2 separate regions of the Homo sapiens genome follow, and region 2 is linked to region 1. Evidence: read pairs that join two places in POLR2A ChIA-PET (ENCODE). Cell type or tissue: A673. All regions are shown on one strand.

What was found. Peaks named below come from ENCODE experiments on the same cell type or tissue, not always from the same donor. Only the 100,000 strongest peaks of a DNase experiment are listed, where the experiment ranks them.
Region 2: POLR2A ChIA-PET joins it to region 1 with 12 read pairs; 2 of 35 experiments call an interaction of 5 or more read pairs at or near these places.

Annotation. Positions count from the first base shown.
Region 1 is chr22:38,798,499-38,806,498 of GRCh38, reverse strand. No RefSeq gene overlaps it. Among named protein-coding and RNA genes, the nearest start is that of DNAL4, 8.4 kb to the right of the region's middle. In A673, no CTCF peak of the experiment used is centred here; DNase peaks (open chromatin) are centred at 1,048, 3,528 and 4,068; H3K4me3 peaks cover 1,030 bases; H3K27ac peaks cover 5,440 bases.
Region 2 is chr22:38,691,111-38,699,110 of GRCh38, reverse strand. All of the region lies in intron 2 of JOSD1 (Josephin domain containing 1), which reads left to right. Among named protein-coding and RNA genes, the nearest start is that of JOSD1, 5.8 kb to the left of the region's middle. In A673, no CTCF peak of the experiment used is centred here; no DNase peak of the experiment used is centred here; H3K4me3 peaks cover 1,576 bases; H3K27ac peaks cover 1,868 bases.

The sequences.
Region 1 (8,000 bases):
ACAGCGAAACCCCGTCTCCACCAAAACCAGTCAGGCGTGGCGGCGCGTGCCTGCAATCGCAGGCACTGGGCAGACTGAGGCAGGAGAATCAGGCAGGGAGGTTGCAGTGAGCCGAGATGGCAGCAGTACAGTCCAGCTTCCGCTCCGCATGAGAGGGAGACCGTGGGGAGAGGGAGAGGGAGGGGGAGGGGGAGGGGGAGGGGGAGGGGGAGAGGGAGAGGGAGAGGCAGAAAAAAATTTTACATCTGGCCGGGCACGGTGGCTCATGCTTGTAATCCCAGCTACTCAGGAGGCTGAGGCAGGGGAGTCACTTGAACCCAAGAGGCGGAGGTTGCAGCAAGCGGAGATCGCACCACTGCACTCCAGCCTGGGTGACAGAGGGAGACTCTGTCTCAAAAAACAAAAAAATTATATCCAGTGTGGTTATAGAAAATTTGGCAAAATGATTGAACAAATTTGACCTAATAGAGCAACTACAGAATAGATATTCTTTTCAATTGCACGTGAAAAATTTACCCAAACTGGGCTGGACATGGTGGTTCATGCCTGCAATCCTAACACTTTGGGAGGCTGAGGGGGGTGGATCACCTGAGGTCAGGAGTTCGAGACCAGCCTGGCCAACATGGTGAAACCCCGTCTCTACTAAAAATACAAAAATTAGCCAGGTGTGGTGGTGCACACCTATAATCCCAGCTACTTGGGAGGCTGAGGTAGGAGAATCGCTTGAACCTGGGAGGCAGAGATTGCAGTGAGCCAAGATTGCACCACTGCACTCCAGCCTAGGTGACAAAGCAAGACTATCTCAAAAAGAAACAAACAAACAAATGTCCCGCCACCAAGATGTCTACATCCTAATGCACAGATGCTGTAAATATGTCACATGCAAAGGGAAATGTTTCAGATGGAATTAAGGCTGTTAGTTAGGTAGTCTTGAGATAAGGAGATTAACTTGGCTTATCTGGATAGACCCAATGAAATTGTAAGGGTCCTTAGATGTGGAAGAGGGAGTGCCAAACAAGTGATACTCAAATAGTGGAAATGCTGCATGAGAAAGATTCAACCGGCCACTGCTGGCTTTAAACATGCAAAGGGACTGTGAGCCAAGGAATTTGGGAAACCTCTAGAGGCCAGAAAAGGAAAGGAAACGGAGTGTCCTTTAGAGACTCATGAAGAACAGCAGCTCTGGGGACACCTCGATTTTAGCCCAATGAGACACATTTCGTTTTTCATTTTTATTATTTTATTTATTTATTTATTTATTTATTTATTTATTTATTTATTTGAGATGGTGTCTCTCTCTGTCACCCAGGCTGGAGTGCAGTGGCACGATGTCAGCTCCCTGCAACCTCCACCACCTAGGTTCAAGCAATTCTCCTGCCTCAGCCTCCTAAGTAGCTGGGATTACAGGCGCGCGCCACCATGCCCAGCTAATTTTTTTTTTTTTTTTAAGGTAGAGACGGGGTTTCGCCATGTTGCCCAGGCTGGTCTCGAACTCCTAACCTCAGGTGATCCGCCCATCTCGGCCTCCCAAAGTGCTGGGGTTACAGGCATGAACCACCATTCCTGGCCCCAAGGAGACCCATTTCAAACTTATAATCCATTTGTGTTGTTTTAAGTCACTAAGTTTGTGGGAATTTGAAACAGCAGCCATAGAAAAGTATGACGATGATTGACATGCCTGGGTTAAAAGTAAGTTTCAATGAATTTTTGAGAATGAAAGCATACTAAGTAGGAAGCCAGAAATCAATGTTTTTGAAAAAATACATAGCCCCTGCTGGGTGTGGTTTCTCATGCCTATAATCTCAGCTGCTCGGGAGGCTGAGGCAGGATGATGAGCCCAGGAGTTCAAGACCCAGGAGTCCAAGCCCAGGAGTTCAAGACCAGCCTGGGCAACATAGCAAGATTCCATCTTAAAAAAAAAAAAAAGAATCTAGATAATATCCAAATGTTTACAAATTAAGCAAAACACTTCTAAATAACTCACGGATAAAGGAAGAAATCATAATAGAAATTAGACAATTTTAACTAAATGATAATGAAAATGTGGAACAGCAAAGCATGTGAGATGCAGTTGAAGCTATGTTTAGAGGGATATTGGTAGGCATAAATGTATACATTAGGAAAGAAGGAAGGCTGATAGTCAATTAAGGCTCCATCTCAAGCAATTGGAAAGAGTAAATCCAACAGAAAGAAAGTAGAGGAAGTAATAAAGATAATAGCAGAAATTAATACAATAGAAGACAATTTTTTTCTTTTTTGAGATAGAGTCTCACTCTGTTGCCCAGGCTGGAGACTAGTGGCGCGGTCTCAGCTCACTACAACCTCCACCTCCCGGGTTCAAGCGATTCTCCTGCCTCAGCCACCTGAGTAGCTGGGATTACAGGCACTACCACACCCGGCTAATTTTTGTATTTGTAGTAGAGACGGGGTTTCACCCTGTTGACCAGGCTGGTCTCAAACTCCTGACCTCAAGTAATTCACCCATGGCCTCCCAAAGTTCTGGGATTACAGACATGAGCCACTACGCCCAGCCAGAAGACAAAAATATTATAGAGAGAACCAATAAAGCCAAAAATTGGTTCCTTCTAAAATAAGGATTTAGGATGGTTAAGTTTCAGTGAAGCAGAAAGAAGAGAAAGGGCCCTGGCATGGTGGCTCATTCCTGTAATCCCTGCACTTTGGGAGGCTGAGGGCGGAGGATCACTCAAGGCCAGGAGTTCAATACCAGCCTGGCCAACAAAGCAAGACTCTGTCTCTATATAGAAAAGAAAAGAAAGAGAGAGAGAGAGACAGAAAGAAGGAAAGAAGGAAGGGAGGGAGGGAGAGAGAAAGAGAGAAAGAAAGAAAGGAAGGAAGGAAGGAAGGAAGGAAGGAAGGAAGGAAGGAAGGAAGAAAGAAAGAGAAAAAGAAAAAGAGAGAGAGAGAGAAAGAGAAAGAGGCCGGGCGCAGTGGCTCACACCTGTATTCCCAGCACTTTGGGAGGCTGAGGTGGGCGGATCACGAGGTCAGGAGATCAAGACCATCCTGGCTACCACGGTGAAACCCCATCTCTACTAAAAATATAAAAAATTAGCCGGGCCTAGTGGCAGGTGCCTGTAGTCCCAGCTACTCAGGAGGCTGAGGCAGGAGAATGGCGTGAACCCGGGAGGCGGAGCTTGCAGTGAGCCGAGATCGCGCCACTGTACTCCAGCCTGGGCGACAGAGCGAGACTCTGTCTAAAAAAAAAAGAAAAAAGAAAAAAAAGAAAGAATGAGAGAAAGAGAGAAGGAAGGAAGGAAGGAAAAAGAAAGAGAGAGAGGAAGGAAGGAAGGAAGGAAGGAAGGAAGGAAGGAAGGAAGGAAGGAAGGAAGGAAGGGAGGGAGGGAGGGAGGGAGGGAAAGGCAGGGAGAAAGTTCTGGGAGCTAGGGAGTGCCCGGGGTGGGGAGCTCCAAGAACAAGCCCCAGGGAGCTGTAACAAAGACTTTGTCACAGCTAGCCTGAAGCTAGCTGTGCTCTGGGAAAGGATCCAAGCTTACAGCTGAGCCACATTCCCCACCTTTGGGTCATCTGGACCTAGCATGAAGCAACCCCCAGGAAACTGGAGAACTGCCTCGTCAGGAATGGAGTGAGAGGTGCTCAGGGATGGGGGTAGGAGAGCCTAACACCTCTTCCCCTTCCGCTCAACTCTGGTCCACACAAGGCTTTCTCTTTTTTTTTTTTTTTTTTTTTTTTTGAGACAGTCTCACTCTGTTTCCCAGGCTGGAGTTCAGTGGCGCAATCGCGGCTCACTGCAGCTTCCAACCTCCACCTCCCGGGGTTCAAGCGATTCTCGTGCTCAGCCACCCGAATAGCTGGGATTACAGGCATGCACCACCATGCCTGGCTACTTTTTGTATTTTCAGTAGAGACAGGGTTTCACCATGTTGGCCAGGCTGGTCTCAAACTCCTGACCTCAAATGATCCACCCACCTCAGCCTCCCAAAGTGCTGGGATTACAGGCATGAGCCACCACTCCCGGCGACAAGGCTTTCTCTATTTTAAGAATTCATTAAACATTTCCTGTGCTCTAGAAACCATACTGAGAGCTGGGGATTTGGAAATGAACAAGGCAATGGGAGCATGGTGCAGGAGGAAGAAAATGGGCTCTCATGATGCAGTTTGGGGCTCAGATTCTGGCTCTGCTACTGAGAGACAGGTGACTCTAGTAAACTCAGAGCCTCAATTTCCCCATCTGCAAAATGGGGACAATAAAACTGTTCTTGCTAGGTGGTAGTGAGAACTAAACAAGAAAATATAAATCAAGTGGCAAATAACAGCTGCTCAATAAATATAATGATTTTTCCTGCTCCCAGGAGCTTTCAGTCCAGAACAAGGCAGCCATATACACAAACAAGTGACACTCAAATAGTGGAACTGGAGGTACATCCCTGCAGTATCTGAACAGAGAAGCTGTTGTTCAAGTCTATCTGTTTTGCCTGAGTAGGGCAACATGTGTGTGTGCTGTCCCGGGAGAAGCTTCATAACACTCAACACACACTCACCCCAGGTGTCAAAAACCTATACTATAATCTCAGGTTCAGATCTTTGCGTCCAGCCCCCTATATGATCTTAAATCTCCTTCTCAACTTCCCGCTAAGTGATCCTCCAGCCAAGCCTTAAATACCTCTTCCTCCAGCAAGAGGACCCAGGAGTCTAGGTCACATAGAACCTTAGAGACAGGGCTAGAATTCAAGCATGAGTCCTTTCGCTGGAGGGAAAAGAGGAGAGCGACAGACATTTAATCCCCCGTAAAGTGCTGCGTGCAAGTTATGCCATCCAACCCTCATGACCCTTCCCATTTTATAGATGAAGAGGGTTGGGCTCAGAGAGGTCTAGTGACTTGCTGAGATCACAGAGCTGAGAAGCTGAGATTTGAAATCACATCTGCCTTATTCCGAAGCCCCACTGTGGCAGAGGCGCTAGTTGGACATCAATACCTGTTCTCCTATCTCCTTCATGGAAATAGAACCCCTCGCACACACCTGGTTTTTAGCTAGGCGCAAATATGGCCATCCAGAATAAAGACTACATTTCCCAGATTTCCTTGTGGTTAAGCCACACAACTAAGTTCTGGGCAATGGGATGGAGTAAAATGATGCACGTTGCTTCCCAGCTGAATCTTTAAATGGAGATGGCATGCCGTTCCCCTCCTCTCCCTTCCTTCCTCCATCCTGTCGCATGGGATGGGATGTGGTGTGAAATAGCTTGGGCCATGAGAGCAAAACCCTAGGGATAAGAGCATTGACCATAAGCTACATACGGTGAAAAGGCTTTTTCCTCTAACCAAATTGGTACATGTGTTCATTCATTCATCACACCAACACTCTGTGCCAGACCCTTTGTTAGACACTAGAGTTATGGATTAGTCAGTTCTCACACTGCTATAAGGAAATACCTGAGACTGGTTTAAAGAAAAGTAGTGTAATTGGCTCACAGTACTGCAGGTTCTATAGGAAGCATGGCCGGGAAGGCCTCAGGAAACTTACAATCATGGCAGAAGGTGAAGAAGAAGCAGGCATGTTTTCACATGGCCGGAGCAAAAGGAAGAAGCATGCGGGGAGGCGCTACACACTTTTAAACAACTAGATATTGTGAGAACTCACTCACTATCACAAGAATAGCACCAAAGGTGGAAATCTGCCTCCGTCATCCAATCACCTCCCGCCAGGCCCGCCCCTGCAACACTGGGGATTATAATTTGACTTGAAATTAGGGCAGGGACACAAATCCAAACCACATCAGGTTACAAAAATAAATCAGTCACCTTGGCCTGAGGTTTTCTGTGTCTTGTAGTACTTGCCCCCCCAGGATTGTGACTGTCTATATCTGTCTTTCCATTGGGTTGTGAGGACTGAGTCTCAATAATCCCTATGTCCTCAGCAGCTAACTCCAGCAAAGAATTGGCTATAAAAAGGCAACCAAGTGGAAATGTGAAGGATGGGAAGGACTTAGGTAGGGGAAGAAGGAGGTTCAGGCCCCATGTGTGTCAGAAGTAACAGAAATTCAACCTGAACCAGTGTAGGCAAAAAGTGGGGCATCTATGAACTCTCATAATCAACCTATGGGAACAGCTGGCCTCAAGGACAACTGGACCTCCAGCAAGGCTCTTTGGTTCCCTGTCCCTCATGCCTTCTGAGTGTCTGTATTCCTCCAGGTTGGCTTGCTCTAAGAGGCTCCTTAGCATGCTCAAGTCTATGCTTAGTTTAAAAAAACAATCTCAGGGAAGGATTATGACTGCTTCAGCTTGGATCAGGAATCCTTCCCCAGGGAGGATGAGGTACAATGAATACCATCCCCAACTAGAACCACAGGGTTGAGTGAGGATAGGAGTTCCCCCAAAAAAGAAAGGGTGCTGTTTCCCAAAGGGAAGGATGCTAGACAGACAAATCACAAATATCAGGTATTTTCAGCTGCAAGTAGCAGAACATATGGTTAAAATGTGGCTTATACAAGAAGCCTGGAGGTAGGCAATTTCAAGATTGGTCAACTCAGCCACTCAAAGACTCGATGAAGCCAGAATCTCCCATCTCCCTGCTCCACCATCCTCCGCATTTGGCTTCCTGTAGCCCTGACCACTCATGGATGTAGCTTACCAAGGCTATTTCAGGATCACGTCATCGCCCAACTGTGTTCAAGACAGGAAAAAAGGGAGGTGATTACCTCATCACATCTGTTTCTTTATGAGGGAGGAAAACTCTCTGGAAAGCCCTCAGAAGGCAATTATGTCTCATTATCCAGAAGTAGGTCACATGCTCACCCCAAACCCATCTCGGGCGGAAATGGGAGTACCATGACTGGTTTAAACTAGACAGGACTCATCCTTTGGGACTGGACCCAACTTCCCTGAGTATGTGCTACTCAGTACCCATACTCAATAGCAACTCTCACAGCAAAGAAGGCTGGGAAGATGGCAACTGGGTGGGTAGGCAGACTCAGTGTCTACATTTCCCTGCTTCCTTACAAACAGAACCACAATTCTATTGGAGGCTGCAATAGGCCCTGCTAAAATATATTCTCCAGCCTCCCTTGCAGCTAAGATCATCATGTGACATCATTCTGACCAATGAGATGCTAGAGGAAGTGTCATTTAAGGGCACTGACCCAGTTAGCAATCATTAGTTTGTCCTTTGTCCTTCCCCCTTTTACTACCTGGGTGCAAGTGAGATGCTGGAGGTATGGGGGTGTGGATCTTGTGCTGGCTCAGCTGGGTCCTTGATGAGACCATGGAGACCCATGCCTGGTAGCCCTGAATTACTTCTTGTTACATGAGAAAAACAAACACTTTGCATTGTTTAAGCCACTATTTTTCCAATCTCTGTTACTTGCAACTGATCCAATTGCTGATTCCTGGGTGTCCACCATCAGCCACTTTAAACAGCAAGAGCAGCCCAAGAAAGGGTGTAGCTGGTACTAGGCTGAGTCTTGGAATTGACAAGAGCTGAGTCTGGGAGCAGTAGAGTCTGACCCTCTGCACCTCAGTCATTCATTCACACACTTATTCACGAAGCATTGACTGGGCACCAACTCTTGGTTAGGTCCTGTGTGGTACATGGGATGCAAAGATGAAGAGGGCAAGGCCCTTGCTCTCCAGGAGCTCACAAAGGGAGACAGAGAATGAAACTCAAGTACAAAATGGTGACGAAGGGCAGTGACAGGAACATGCACCAGATGAGACAGGAACACAAAAGACTCTTCTGACTGCAAGAGATGAGATCCCAAAGTATACAAGCTTAGGCCAAAACCTTATGGGCTCATAGAACCAAAAGGAGGGAGGGAGGAGCACAGGGAGGATGTGGGCAGAGAGAATTTGTGAACAAAGGCAGGGAGGTGAAAAACAGCTTGGCGTGTGTGGAGAGCCATGAGAGTTGGTGTAGTGGAGGCGTAAAGCACAGGGGATGGAGCAGCAAGAAGAAGATGGGGGAGCCCGGGGCCACGCCATGGGGAGGCTTAAATGCCAGGACAGGGCAGGTGAATGTCACCCT
Region 2 (8,000 bases), 110 kb after region 1:
TAGATGGCCTTTCTTACCCACTTAGAACAAATGCCACCCCACAGGTTAATAGAGGTTCAGGTTTTGGCCAAGTACGGTGTAATCCCAGCACTTTGGGAGGCCGAGGAGGGCAGATCACCTGAGTTCAGGAGTTTGAGACCAGCCTGTCCAACATGGTGGAACCCCGTGTCTACTAAAAATACAAAAATTAGCCCGGTGTGGTGGTGCACGCCTGTAGTCCCAGCTAGTCGGGAGGCTGAGGCAGGAGAATCGCATAAACTTGGGAAGTGGAGGTTGCAGTGAGCCAAGATTGCACCACTCTGCACTCCAGCCTGGGTGACGGGTCTCGGAAAAACAAAAAAAGAAGTTCAGCTTTTTTCTCTTTGCTTTGATTTTCTAGAATTACTTTATTAAAGGTTTTGAGAGTCAGTTCTGTGGTGTCTTAATGGACACAACAGCATGGCTGCAGTCCATAGCAACTCAGGTGATGATCTTGCCTGATGACCCCGACTAGAAGTAGTTAGGCCCGCGCAGTCCTCGCTGCAGAGAAGCTCAAGCATTCTTCAAGCAGTGCATATTAGCAATTCCAGAAGACCTTTTTCTTACTCTCTTAGCTTGGAAGTGAAATTGTTGCCACATAGGGACCAGAATTACAGCTGGAAGCAACCTATTTGGGGTGATTTGTAAAACACAGGTATGGACCATTTGCCCTGAAAGAGCCAAAGGCCTACTCTTAGGAGAATGTTAATCCCCAGATGCAGACAAAACTATAATGAGAGTAATTATTTTCCAATGCCAGTAGTAACCAGAGTAATGCCTTACCAGAGCTAATATATCATTTGCATCATGGCCATTATCTGGCAGCAAGTAGAATTGACTCTTCAGGACCTGGGGCACTGGGAGATAAAATAATTCGTCTCAGATCATCAGGTCATGTCACTGAAAGGAGGACCCAGTACATGCTTCCTTTTGGCCAGCCATTAGTATTTCTCCTACTCCTAATCAGATATTTGCAAATTATTTCCTGAGCTAAAACTAGGGAGAAGGAAAGGACTCAGGGTGAGTACCTCAATGGCTTAGTACTTTGTGATATGTATGAACAATCTTGCAACAACCTTATCAGTGATGAACTTAGGAAACTAGGATTCATTTTAGGCGATTTGCCCAGTTTCACCTACTAGTAAATAAATTCCAGAAACAAGATTCTGTGTATCCAGTCACACTCTGGTAGAAAAGTTTTCACTTCTGTACATTTGGCCCCTGATCTGACTATGGGAATAATGATAGGATCACTAACACACATGAACACTTGGTGCAAAGCACCGTTCTGAGTGCTTTCCTTGTGTCCACTCAGTCCTCACACTGATCTTCCAAGATGGATTCTGTTGCTGCCCATTTTTCCAGTTGAGGAAATCATGGCACAGAGTTCACAGCTATTGATGGCAGAATTTGGCCCCACGCCTTTTGACTCTAGAACCTGCCCCGCTAACCGCTCTCCTGTTTCTCGAGTACTGGAAGCGCCTGTAGAGTGCTATCAGTAGCTGTTCCTCCAGCTGCTGAGCTGGGCCAGCACTGACGTTCTGGACTGTGCTCATCAAGTGTGTGTGGATGATAACAAGAGTTTCTCAGCTTTGTTCTCCTGAATACAAGAATGCTAAATATTTGCTAAATGCCCACATGGAACTAAGATCCTATTCCTTTTGAAGCTTTAGCAAATTGTACTGCATTCCCCAATTCTAGCAGCATAATATAAAGATCCAAAAAGTGCTGGCAAGCCAGCACATAAGGGCATGTATTCTGTCCCAACTCCAGAAGTGGAATTCTGTGTAGAGTATTTTATATTGAAAGAATGTATGAGTAGGTAGGAACAAAAAATACAGAAGTGTGAAAGGAATCTAGAGGAAAAAGCAAAGGGAGAAGAGGTGAGGGAGAGAAGATGGAATTTTTTAAACAAACATTGACTAGCTGCCTGCAGAGTGCCAGGCACTATGAGGCACCATAGAGAAAACGAGTCGAACAGGCCTCAGCCCCTGAGAAGCACATCTCAGCTATGCTTTAACCAGGCCTTGAGACTAGATTTAAGTGAAGTTAGAACCCTGGCATTCAGAGCAATTAAAAAGTGAAAAGTGATCAATTTGGACCTTAGCAGATATAATTCTATGCTGTTTAAAAGTGTGGCTAGTGAATGGTAGAAATGGGAGGGAAATGTTGATAAGCACTATTTGTTGAGAGGAAGTTCATCCTAGCAGTTGAATTTTAGCCAGAAAAAAGAAGCAAAATACAAAAGCAGGGTGGAGTTTCAATAGAGTTGTGGATGTGAGATGATTCATGCTTACAAGTGAATAGGAACTCAGAGCTGAGCTAATGACTCAACATGGCGGCAACAAGGACAGGAAGAGAGGAGTCAGGTGTGTCAGAGGCTTGGTCCAGGATTTGAACATAGTGGTAACATCTGCAAAAAGAGGTCATTTGTTTAAAAAGCATCTGTTTTCAACCTGTGAAATTGGAGAAAAGATAAACTGGGCAAGTGTCATCAGTGTATATGTATACAGATGTAGATATTAGATCTCATCATTTTATATAAAGAATGTGGGCCAGGCACGGTGGCTCACGCATGTAATCCCAGCACTCTGGGAGGCAGAGGTGGGCACATCACCTGAGGTTAGGAGTTTGAGACCAGCCTGGCCAACATATAGCAAAACCATGTCTCTATTAAAAAAAACAAAAATTAGCTGGGGTGATGGCACACGCCTGTAGTCCCAGCTACTCGGGAAACTGAGGCAGGAGAATCACTTGAACCCAGGAGGTAGAGGTTGCAGTGAGCCAAGATCGCACCACTGTACTGTAGTGTGGGCAACAGAGTGAGACTCCCATCTCTCAAAAAAAAAAAGGGGGGGTATAAGGTTTGAAAAAAAGGGTCATAGAAATCAAATTACATGATGGCAGCTTTGCTAGGTGGTTTTGAAAATGCTCAGGCCTGAAACATTTTCACTAGACTCATCCCAGTTTTTTAGTGATCAGATTCTTACATCTAGTTCTGCATTCCTCTCCCAAATAGGATTTTTCCCCCCACCCGAGACGGAGTCTTGCTCTGTCTGCCTAGGCTGGATTGCAGTGGCGTGATCTGGGCTCACTGCAGCCTCCGCCTTCTGGGTTCAAGGAATCCTCCTGCCTCAGCCTCCTGAGTAGCTGAGAGTATAGACGCCCGCCACCACATCCGGCTAATTTTAGTATTTTTGGTAGAGACGGGGTTTCACCATGTTGGCCAGGCTGGTCTGAAACTCCTGACCTCGTGATCCACCCACCTTGGCCTCCCAAAGTGCTGGGATTACAGGCGTGAGCCACCGTGCCCGGCCTTGGATATTTAATATTAAAATTTAACCACGGCTGGGCTTGGTGGCTTATGCCTGTAATCCCAGCACTTTGGGAGGCCGAGTTGGGTGGATGGCTTCAGTCCAGCAGTTTGAGACCAGCCCGTGCAACATAGTGAGACCCTATCTCTACAAAAAATTTAAAAATTAGCTAGGCATGGGGGCTCGCGCCTGTAGTCCAGCTACTTGGGAGGCTGAGATAGGAGGATGGCTTGAGTCCAGGAGGTCGAGGCTGCAGTGAGCCATGTTCGTGCCACTGCATTCCAGCCTGGGCAAAAGAGTGAGACCTTATCTCAAAAAAAAAAAAAAAAAAAAACTAGGCAAAAAGTAGCTTGGTATCAAGGGAAAAAAATCTAATGAAAGTTGGAAGGAGCAAAGAGATTGGGGATATTGGTGAACAATTAGCATTCTCTACCACAGAGGATGACTATTCCAGCCTCCCCATTACATAGTCCTTGAGCAGGTGGAAGGGGCCACATTTAGAAGTATGGTGGTTATAACTGAGAAAAGTTGTTGTTAAGTATTAACCTCTAGAGACTTGAATTCTCTTGTCCAAGGGCTAGGCAAACACGTAGTAATAATAGCTAACACCTACGGATTACTAATGTGTGCCTAGCTCTTTGACCCATGCCTGATTTAGAAACATCAGGAAGTTCTGAGCCATATTTTCTGATGTCACATCTCTTCAGATCTGATAAGGAAAGAAAGAATTAGGGCGGGGAAAAGAATCTTGATGAAATGTCTCCTATCTCCTTTTTCATTAATATCCAAAATCATCACCATAGTCAGACACAGTGGAAACCATGAGAGAGGAACAAGGACTTATCTGAGGACACAGACAGTGGGGAGACCTGGACTAGAACCCGTCTTTTCACTTTTTTTTTTTTTTTTTTTTTTGAGACTGAGTCTCTCGCTCTCTTGTCCAGGCTGGATTGCAGTGGCATGATCTCGGCTCACTGCAAGCTCCGCCTCCCAGGTTCAGGCCATTCTCCTGCCTCAGCCTCCCAAGTAGCTGGAACTACAGGCGCCCACCACCACGCCCGGCTACTTTTTTGTATTTTTAGTAGAGATGGGGTTTCACCGTGTTAGCCAAGATGGTCTCGATCTTCTGACCTCATGAACCGTCCACCTCGGCCTCCCAGAGTGCTGGGATTACAGGCCTGAGCCACTGCGCCTGGCCCGTCTTTTCACTTTTACATCACTTCACATCTCATGGCTCTAACCTCTGGCTGTGGATGACAGAAGTGAGAGGCTCACTTTGTAGCCCAGAATTTCTATGGAAATCATTAAGACAGTCCCAAACAGGAGTTTGCCAAGGAGTCTCAAGAATACTTTCCACTGGAATCATCAGGATCCCATGGAACTCAGTGGGACTGGTGTGTTGAAATATCCAGAGCACTCTTCAGTATTGTCTTAGGGTAGAGGCTGACCCTAGCCCTGCCACTCACCAGCTGTGCCTGACTGTGCAAGTCACCATAACCTTTGCACCTCAGCTTCCATGTTTATGGTATCTCAAGATGGCTGGAAGTGATAAAGCCCATAAAAGCAGCTAACACAGTGGCCACTTGATTACTGTTAAAAGTACAAGCAAGTGCTGGTGTGGTGAATACGCTGGGTGGGCCCCACTTATTCAAATGACCATTCCTCTAGCATGAGATGGAAGCTACTCAATATTTCCTGTATTCAAATTGCCTAACGTGTTTATTGAGTTGCCAGTGCCTAGCTGTGAGGGATATAGAGTAAAAAACTATCCAGGGATTTAGTGTTTGATTGAACATATATGAAATAACTGAATTCTCCAACAGTCCTATAAAATAGTAATTATTTCCATTTTTACAGGCAAGGTAACAGGCATGGAGATTAAATCCCACAGTTAGTGTTGATCGGTGCTAGGATATGAACTCAGATATGTATGGTCCTCACTCTCCCTCCCTTTTTTACAGAGGATCCAGGGAAGATCCTATGGAAGAGATAGGGTGTGAAGGAGCTGTAGGATTTGGCTTGGAACAGGAAATAGGATAAAAGAATAGAGGCTGCTGGGCACAGTGGCTCAAGAGGGAGGCTGAGACAGGAGAATCAGTTGAGCCCAGGAGTTTGGGGCTACAGTGAGCCACAATCATACCACTGTAATCCAGCCTAGGTGACAGAGGAAGAAAAAATAGAATAAAGGCCATATGATCATGGTGCCTAAAGTGCACTAAGCCCAGTGAGAGGGATATAGCTGGCCAAGTGGGGCCAGGAAGTGTAGAACTGGCCAACCAGGCAGTTGGTACCATTGTCAGTTCCTATATATACAAAGGGAAGTGAATTGATGCCTTGGTGAATTTGGCAGGAACATAGAGGCTGAATTGGTGGAAGGAGCGCTTGGAAGCAAAGTGATCAATTTTTAGGAATCTGTTTCAGAAGTCAAGGTGTGAGGTAAGGAGCCTCTGGTTAGGAGAGAGATGGAGTGGTAATAGGAAAGGATTTGAATCCAAGACAGAAGATGAAGGACAGGGAAGAAAGATCATTGGAAAGCTAGTTCTGTAAGGTACACCTCAAAACAAATGTGTGGTCAAATTTGTTTGGGAACTGAAGCATATTTTATAATCCCCTTTCCTTGAGATTCAAAGTGAAGATTAGCATGTTAGGGACTCCAAGAATTCTGCAGGAAACCCATTTACCTACTTGGTTCATTCAGCTGTTATTGTATTGGATGCCTTCTGGGATCCTCTGTTAATGAACATGGAAATGGCATCTCCAGGAGCACCCTTGGGAAGCGCCGCTCTAAGGTTTGAGCCTGGTAGGGAGTTAGATGGTGAATGAGGTGGAAGACTCAGCATTTTCCTTGTTGGAGCCTTCATTCATGTACTGGTCAGAGACTTCAGTGAAAGGAACAAGAAACTTGGGAAAGGAACCAATTATATCAGGGGCTAGGCCTTCTTTCATATGTGTTCTGTTCTCTTTTTTTCTTTCTTTTTTTTTTTTTTTTTTTTTTTTGAGACAGAGTTTTGCTCTTGTTGCCCAGGCTGGAGTACAATGTCATGATCTTGGCTCACTGCAACCTCTGCCTCCCGGGTTCAAGCGATCCTCCTGCCTCAGCCTCCCGAGTAGCTGGGATTACAGGCACCTGCCACCACACCTGGCTAATTTTTTTGTATTTTTAGTAGAGATGGGGTTTCACTATGTTGGCCAAGCTGGTCTCAAACTCCTGGCCTCAAGTGATCCTCCCACCTCGGCCTCCCAAAGTGCTGGGATAACAGGCGTGAGCCACTGCACCTGGCAGTGTGTTCTCATTTAATCCAAACGTGTGAGTACCCATGGAGAGCCTTTGTCTTTTTAAGCTATGTTTCATCCCTAGTCCTCAGGGATGTAGCTGGCCTCTCTTCTTTTCAAGCCCCCATCCCCTGCCACTCTGATTCTTGGGTCCTTGCTGTAAGACAGCAAGCATAACTTTGGATTCAAATGAATCCACAGTGGAATCCTAGTTCTGTCACTTGCAAGTGCTCATGGGCAGGTCAGTTAAAACCACCAAACCTCAGTTTTATGGACCTATACAATAGAAATAATTCATATCCTCATAGGTTTATTGTGAAGATTAAATGAAATGCAAATTAAAGTACCTTATCATAGTGCTTGGCACAGAGATTTTTCAATAAGTTATAGTTATTATTACAGGTAAGATAAAGTTTGGTTGCAGATTTCTTTGCTAGCCCTGGAGATGAGCATATAAGCCCTTTTAAGAGTCAGTTACTGATGTTTACAGGGAAAGAGAAGGACAACAAAAATAAACACTGAACATTTCAGCAAACATTCCTTGAGCACCTGTCTTGTGCCAGGCACTCTTTAGGCCCCTAGCAGTGTAGCGTTCACAGATAGTCAAGGCCCCTGCTGTCAGTCTAGTGTAGAAAAACAGACCAATGAGAAACACATCTGGTAGTGACAGGGCTGTAATTAAATCAAAAGGTTGATGTGAGGTAGTGACTGGGAGAAACTTATGGTTGGGTGGTCAAGAAAAGGCCTCTCCGGAGGTTGTAGTAAGCTGAGATCACTCCATTGCACTCCAGCCTGGGCGACAGAGCCAGACTCTGTCTCAAAAAAAGAAAAAGAAAAGGCCTCTCTATGGCAGTAACATTTGACACCCAAACAATAAGGAACTACAGAAAGAACATTCTAGACAGCGGGAACAGTGAGTGCATGAGTGCACAGTGAGAAAAAGAGCTTTGTTTTTAGGGAACAGTAAGAAGGTCAGTGTAATAAAAGGTAAGAGATGAGATCTGCAGGACCTTGAGGGCCTTGCATGCCAAAGGAAGTAGTTTAGAGTGTATTTAAGTGCTTTAGGTGCCATCAGAAGGTTTTAAGCAGTGGCAGGAGTATGTTTGTTGTTTTTAATTCTGTGGGTTTTTTTTTTTTTTCTTTTTTTTTGAGACAGGGTCTTACTCTATCACCCAGGCTGGAGTGCAGTCATGGCTCACCACAGCCTTGACTTCCCTGGCTCAGGTGATCTTCCCACCTCAGCCTCCCGAGTAGCTGGGACCATAGGCACATGCCACCATGCCCGCCTAATTTTTGTATTTTTTGCAGAGACAGTGTTTTGCCATGTTGCCCAAGCTGGTCTCTAACTCCCAGGCTCAAGCGATACTCCCACCTTGGCCTCCCAAAGTGCTGGGA